2 separate regions of the Homo sapiens genome follow, and region 2 is linked to region 1. A link is a contact called in ENCODE Hi-C or POLR2A ChIA-PET data. All regions are on one chromosome and are shown on one strand. Each heading gives the region's core, a stretch centred on a gene start or an enhancer-like site at or near the end of the contact. The rest is flanking DNA. Distances are from core to core; before and after follow the strand shown. Region 1 has its middle 130 kb from the start of MIR1252. Region 2 overlaps SYT1 (synaptotagmin 1).

The links. A loop is a pair of places that touch in the nucleus more often than their neighbours do. ChIA-PET counts read pairs that join two places held with the same protein, here RNA polymerase II (POLR2A). Pooled maps may share reads with other maps.
Region 2: a loop to region 1 is called in a map of PC-3, with 13 times the contacts of the local background. The contact joins two enhancer-like sites. A Hi-C loop is called at or near these places in 32 of 168 maps with a recorded cell type or tissue (Caco-2, Caki2, Calu3 and 26 more), 2 of 37 single-sample maps with no recorded cell type and 20 of 50 pooled maps. POLR2A ChIA-PET finds 5 or more read pairs at or near these places in 13 of 52 experiments (A549, AG04449, AG04450 and 9 more).

Annotation. Positions count from the first base shown.
Region 1 is chr12:79,546,461-79,549,459 of GRCh38, reverse strand. No RefSeq gene overlaps it. Among named protein-coding and RNA genes, the nearest start is that of MIR1252, 130 kb to the right of the region's middle. RefSeq lists enhancers at 1,717-2,011, 1,454-2,182 and a silencer at 1,717-2,011. Within about 2 kb of position 1,424, at least 20 of the 41 ENCODE cell types and tissues checked have a DNase peak (open chromatin) inside an H3K27ac peak, as active enhancers do; they include PC-3, PC-9, endothelial cell of umbilical vein and 1 more, where a contact is called at or near this core.
Region 2 is chr12:79,422,666-79,425,664 of GRCh38, reverse strand. The region is part of intron 9 of SYT1 (synaptotagmin 1); the gene reads right to left. Among named protein-coding and RNA genes, the nearest start is that of MIR1252, 4.9 kb to the right of the region's middle. Within about 2 kb of position 1,449, at least 4 of the 41 ENCODE cell types and tissues checked have a DNase peak (open chromatin) inside an H3K27ac peak, as active enhancers do; they include PC-3, PC-9, endothelial cell of umbilical vein and 1 more, where a contact is called at or near this core.

The DNA.
Region 1 (2,999 bases), core at 175-2,674:
GAGAAGTCTGATGCTAGTCTGCCCCTATACAGGAGGCAGAGTGTATGCCTAGGAACACTAGTTGAACTCATAGGAAGGGAGATTCTGCCCAAAAAGTTCAAGGAGTTCTAAGATTTCTTTTTTTTTTTTTTTCTTTTTTTTGAGAAGGAGTCTCACTCTGTCTCCCAGGCTGGAGTGCAGTGGCACGATCTCAGCTCACTGCAACCTCCACCTCCCGGGTTCAAGCGATTCTCCTGACTCAGCCTCCTCTCCTGCCTCAGCTGGGATTACAGGCTCCCGCCACCATGCCTGGCTAATTTTTGTATTTTTAGTAGAGACTAGTTTCACCATGTTGGCCAGGCTGCTCTCCAACCCCTGACCTCAGGTGATCCACCCGTCTCGGCCTCCCAAAGCGCTGGGATTACAGGCATGAGCCACTGCACCCAGCCGAGTTTAAGATTTCTAGCAGCCTTCTTTTCTTTTTTCTTTTCTTTTCTCTATCTCTCTTTCTTTTTCTTTCTTTCTTTCCTTCTTTCTTTCTCTTTCTTTCTCTTCCCTTTTTTTTTCAGACAGAGTCTTGCTTTGTCACCCAGGCTAGAGTGCAGTGGTGTGATCACAGCTACTGCAGCCTCAAACTCCTGGGCTCAAAGGATCCTCCCACCCCAGCCTCCTGAGGAGCTGGGACTACAGGTGCACACCTGTATAATAGTACATACCTGACTATTTTTATTTTTTTAGAGATGGGGTCTTGCTATGTTGCCCAGGCAAACCTTGAACTCCCAGCCTCAAGTGATCCTCCTGCCTTAACTTCCCAAAGTGTTGGGATTACAGACATTAGCCACTACCCCTGCTAGCTTTGCTTTCTTTGGTACGCCCCGGCTAGGACCAAATTTACTGGGACCCCGTTTATACACATAGTTTCTCAAGCAGTGAGAAACATGTGCCCCTGCTCCCCATATTTGCATACATGACTAATCTACTAATAGCTTTTGACCATTTGGGCAAACCCTGCATTTAAGCAAACCAAATATTTGTAACTTGAATATGGAAACAAAACAGAAATCCTGTACAAATGGGCTGTGCTGGATTATTTAACTTTTCATTTCTTTGAAGGGCTCCTTTTGCCCTTAGAGATAGCATTTGAGAGAAACTCCAAAATTCAGGCAGAAATTCAGGACAAAAAAGCAAGTTTAACCTCTGGTTTCTGAACTGTGGTGCATATTAGGCAAGACTGTTCCGGATAGACCAGAAACTTTGGCCTGTGCAATTCATGCTGCATGTCGCTATGATGTGCATCTGGATGTATTCACCCTGAGGTTGTTTATTTACAATGAGAATTGAAGGAAAAGTTCAGAAACATCCTGTCACAGGATGTGTGGATAGGCCTGCTGAATGCTGAAGCCAGAGGAAAGCAGGAAAGTTTCAGCAATTAGTGATGGCATCGCCCTCTAGTGGTTTGTCCGTGGCTTAAAAATGAATATACTGCAGGTGTATCCCAGTTCTCCAAAGAATTGTCCCAAATAAACTGTCAGATTGTGTACGGAAAAGAGAAAAGGAGGGGAAAGAGGAAGGGAGCAAGAGGGAAAGAAAGGAGGAGGGAGAGGATTCTTGCCAGGATAGCCCATCTCAGCAGCTAGGAAGCTCTAGGAGCCAGGCTTTCTGTAGAAGCCTTCTGACATCCAATTAGGCCCTCAGTGAAAACATTTTTTTCCCAAGCTTCTGGCAAGTGATTCTAGCTAAAAGTCACTATTCACGATTTGTAATAGGGCCCTGGGTTCCTTTCCAGCCTCCACAGCTTTGTACCAGCTTCCCCTCCCAGGTCCACATTCCATTCCTAGGTAAGTCATCACACGTGCTGAGAGGTAGAACTGTCTGCAGGGCAAAGTGTGTAGGTAGACCAGGCTTCTTTTCTTGCACCCCCACCCTTCTTTGTTTCCTTTATGCCTCATTGTCATCTCCCCAAATACTTTTGCTGCCCTTTATACTTAATTTCCTGTTGGCTCCCCACAGAAGAGCTGGTGGCCCAATTCCTCAGGTGCCTGAAAGAATGTTTAGAGAGCTGCCTCAGCCTTTAGGGAATGACAGGAATGCTGAGAATTTCAGGCAGTACTTTTCAGACCCACTGGAAAGAAAGTTTTGGCCCAGAGATGGGGCGGGGTGCAGGGGGTGGGAGGGATGGGTTTGGGGGGTCTGTGTGTGTAAGAGGAGCTTCAAAACCACCTCAGATCATAATTACCTAAGGCTATGGACTTGTCTGAAGCCTGGGAGTCTCATCGTGGAGTCATCTCGTGTTTGTTGACCTATAGGAACAGAGGCCTCTGGGAAAGTGGTTGTTTGTGTAGCAAATTATAGATATGTGAAATTAATTTGGCTCTGAGTCTTGAGACATGAGTTATTTCTCATAATATTTTAGTCATAGTCCCCATAGTTGGTAAACAGAGTAAGAAAACTTTTCAGTGTTGAAATGTAGACTATTATTCCTGGGTTTGTTAAATCCTGGAACTTCTCCTGAGTCTAATTTCATTACAGGAAGGAGGGGAAATCGTGAAGGTTTGACTCAGAACTGTCACCACAGTCTTTCTGATTCTCTATCCACATAAAGTTTTTTATTTGGTTATTTTTGAATGCTTTTTATTCAACTCAGAGCAACTTCGTCTTAAATGGGGGGGCTAGGTAAAATAAGGCTGAGGCCTACTGGGCTGCATTCCCAGACAGTTAGGAATTCTAAGTCACAGGATCAGATAAGAGGTGGGCACAAGATACAGGTCATAAAGGCCTTGCTGGTAAAAACAGGTTGCAGTAAAGAAGCCGACTAAAACCCACCAAACCAAAACCAAGATGACGATGAGAGTGACCTCAGGTTGTCCTCACTGCTACACTCCCATCAGTGCCATCACACTTTACCCTATATGGTCTAAAAAGGGGAGGCATGAATAATCCACTTCTTGTTTAGCATATCATCAAGAAATAACCGGAAAAGTGGGCAACCAGCAACCTGTGGGGCAGCTCTGACTATGGAG
Region 2 (2,999 bases), core at 200-2,699, 120 kb after region 1:
GAAAGAGAAGGAGTTATATTTAGTTGAAGAAAATTTTTTCACACTAAGATTTTTATTGGGATTTACATAGCATTCAGACCAGCCTAAGAATATTAGTGAGGTGATTAATATGAATTTGATATTTGCCCTCAGTTCAGAGCAATGTGATTTTGGGCATAAGGACAAGTCTATGGTATAGAAATTGAAAATGGGGCCAAAATTAGTTAATTGACTTAAACCCAAAATGTTCTGTGGAAAACAGACTGCCTGTACATGGTTTAAAAAATGGAGATTCCTAGACTGGAAGGCCATTGTGAACATGAACAGACAAAAATGGAGTTTATCTGGTTAAAGAACTTTTGAAACTTTTGAGGTTATATGAGGGGTCAGGTTTATTAAACATCGATTATCCAGCACTTTGCTAGATGATATGAAATAACAGCAGAAAATATGAACATTCCTGCCATTACCTTAGAAGAAGTGACAGTGGGTGGAAGGATGAGAGTAGAAAAAGGAGTGTGCCTGAAAATACAATAAGAACAAATATAAAAATGCCATAATACACGACCTTCATAGACTGGAAGGAAAATATTAGATCTGTTTGACCTCTTTGGGGTAACATTTGGCTTATATTGTTATTTGCTGCTTCTATGAACATAATAAAGGTTTAATTTTTATCACTGAAATTTTTACAAGTGCAAATTAAATGTCTCAAAAAAAAAAAAAAAAAAAGAAGAAGAAAAATCAAAAGCAAAACAAAACCAAAAAGGGCAGCAGCTGAAAATCAGTCTTTCCTATAAGGAGCAGGGCAATGATTAATGGATAACAAATTTAAAAACTTAAAAAAAAAACAAAACACTAGGTCTGCATACAATCACACACAAAACTATTTTATAGAAAAATGGGAGACCAAACAGAAGTTAAGAGAATATTTCATGACATAATTTTGAGAAAATCAAAATAGTCATCAAGTAGTCATAGTGTGTTTAGGAACTATTAATGGCCAATCAGTTTGTAAAAACCAGTCTTTACCAACCACCTGCCAACCACATTCCAGCAGTCCTTAAAAAGCCTCAAAAAGCAGTGGATGAGCAAGAAAAACTGTACAAATGAAAGAAATGTTAACATTGCTGAGAAATCAATACAGCCATGGCCATGCATTTCAAATTGTAGGAAGAGGACAGATGTCTATATGCTTATGCCTGTTGTTTGTACTACCCTCTCTACTCTTGGCATGCCTAAAGACAACTGGAATTTCACTAAAACCTTTGCAAATACAAATAATGAACAAATCCACACACAGCACACAAACACAATACATCCATGGCATTTGTTTGTAAAGGCACTTTCAGAGAAAGAGCATGATTCATTTGAAAGGCTCTCTCTGTGGTTATTTGTTTTCTGGTGATGCAGAAATTCTTCTAAATAGGTCATCATAATACTGATAATCATCTCCACGGTAACCAGCTTTCAAGGCAACTGGCTGAGGGTTACATTTCTAGATGGGGGAAATTGCATTAGAGGCATGGTAGTGACACAAGAAGCTGTAAGCTAGTGCCATTCGAATTCCCTTATACGTACAGCATTTATCAAATACTCTCTTTATAATCTGAACTAAGTATGACTTGTTTGAGGGACATTTGTAGGTGATGCTTCATCTCATTTTTAGGTAATGCTCCATCTATTAACCTAAATAGAAAAAAGAAATAACCAAATACTTGTTGGTTATTTCAACAAGTATTTGGTTATTTCTTTTTTCTATTTAGGTTAATAGATCCAGGTGCTTAGGCCTTCTAATGCTAACCCAGAGCCGGTATCTTGGGAGATTTCAGGAACAAGTGTTCACTCTCACCTTCCTCTCTCTGCTTGCCTCCATCTGTATAGGTGTTCGGCATATTTAGGAGAGGGACTAGATTTCTGTGGGATTGTGCAATAACATCTCGACCATAACATATCATGAAATTGAAGAATTTTTCTGATAAATGGGTTTCTTAGATCTGAGGCAATCCATTTTGCAGTGTCCAGGGATAAGACTAAGCAATTTCTTAGAACTATTCCACAGTTTAAGTCCTTGAAATGTTTTTTAGCCAAGAGTAAGAGGCTAAGCTGGCAAGGAACCCAACCAAACCACCTCAGCTTTATGTTTTTGTTTTGTTTTGTTGTGTGTATGTGTGTTTGTCTATGTCTTAAAGTACTTACAAAATTCTGAGGGCAGAGCTACTTCACAGCTGTCTTATACTTGCAGACTCTAAGGCTTAATTAGAGTTAAAAGAACTAGTTGAGGCCTCCAGGCTCAGGTGATAGAATGAAAGCAGATTATAGAGTCTCTCTCTTTCTCTTTCTCTCAGAACTAAAAACAAGGGATACCAACAATGAAAACCACTAGCTCCCTCCTTTCTAGTAATAAGTCAGCAATGAAATAAGGAAAAGACTGTAACCTAATAATATGGACATTAAAACAAAACAAAGCATGCATGCACGTGTGCACACATGTGTGGGCGCACAGACACACACACATACAATGCTGGCTCACAAAAGAACAGATCTTGGAGTGGTACAGTGTAGCTTCTAACCCTGAACTCCCTTCCTGCCCCTGGAACCTTACTGGTGAATTACTGAACTCTCAAGACCTCACTATAGTCTTCAGATCTGGAGAGAAACTAACTAAATGACTATCCTTATTTTTCTCATTTTTGTCTGAAGGGTAGTGGATTGGCTATTGGACAGAAGTGGGCTGCTTCTTTCTGACAGAGCATGTATCGGTAAAGATACCACATTGCATATAAACTCATTAGAAAGGGGAATCGTCTCATTTGTTCACACAGCTTACTTCCAGCACCTAGATTAGAATGTGCCTTGCAAAGGAGAGGGGCTCAATAAAAATTTGCTGAATGATTTTAAAAAATCCTAGAGTGTTCCCCTTCAGGATGGATATGTATTCTGATTAAAGAGAGGGATTAAAATGTAGTTCAAAGTATCTAACAAATCCCAGAGAGAGAGAGAGAGAGAGCACGAGCAAC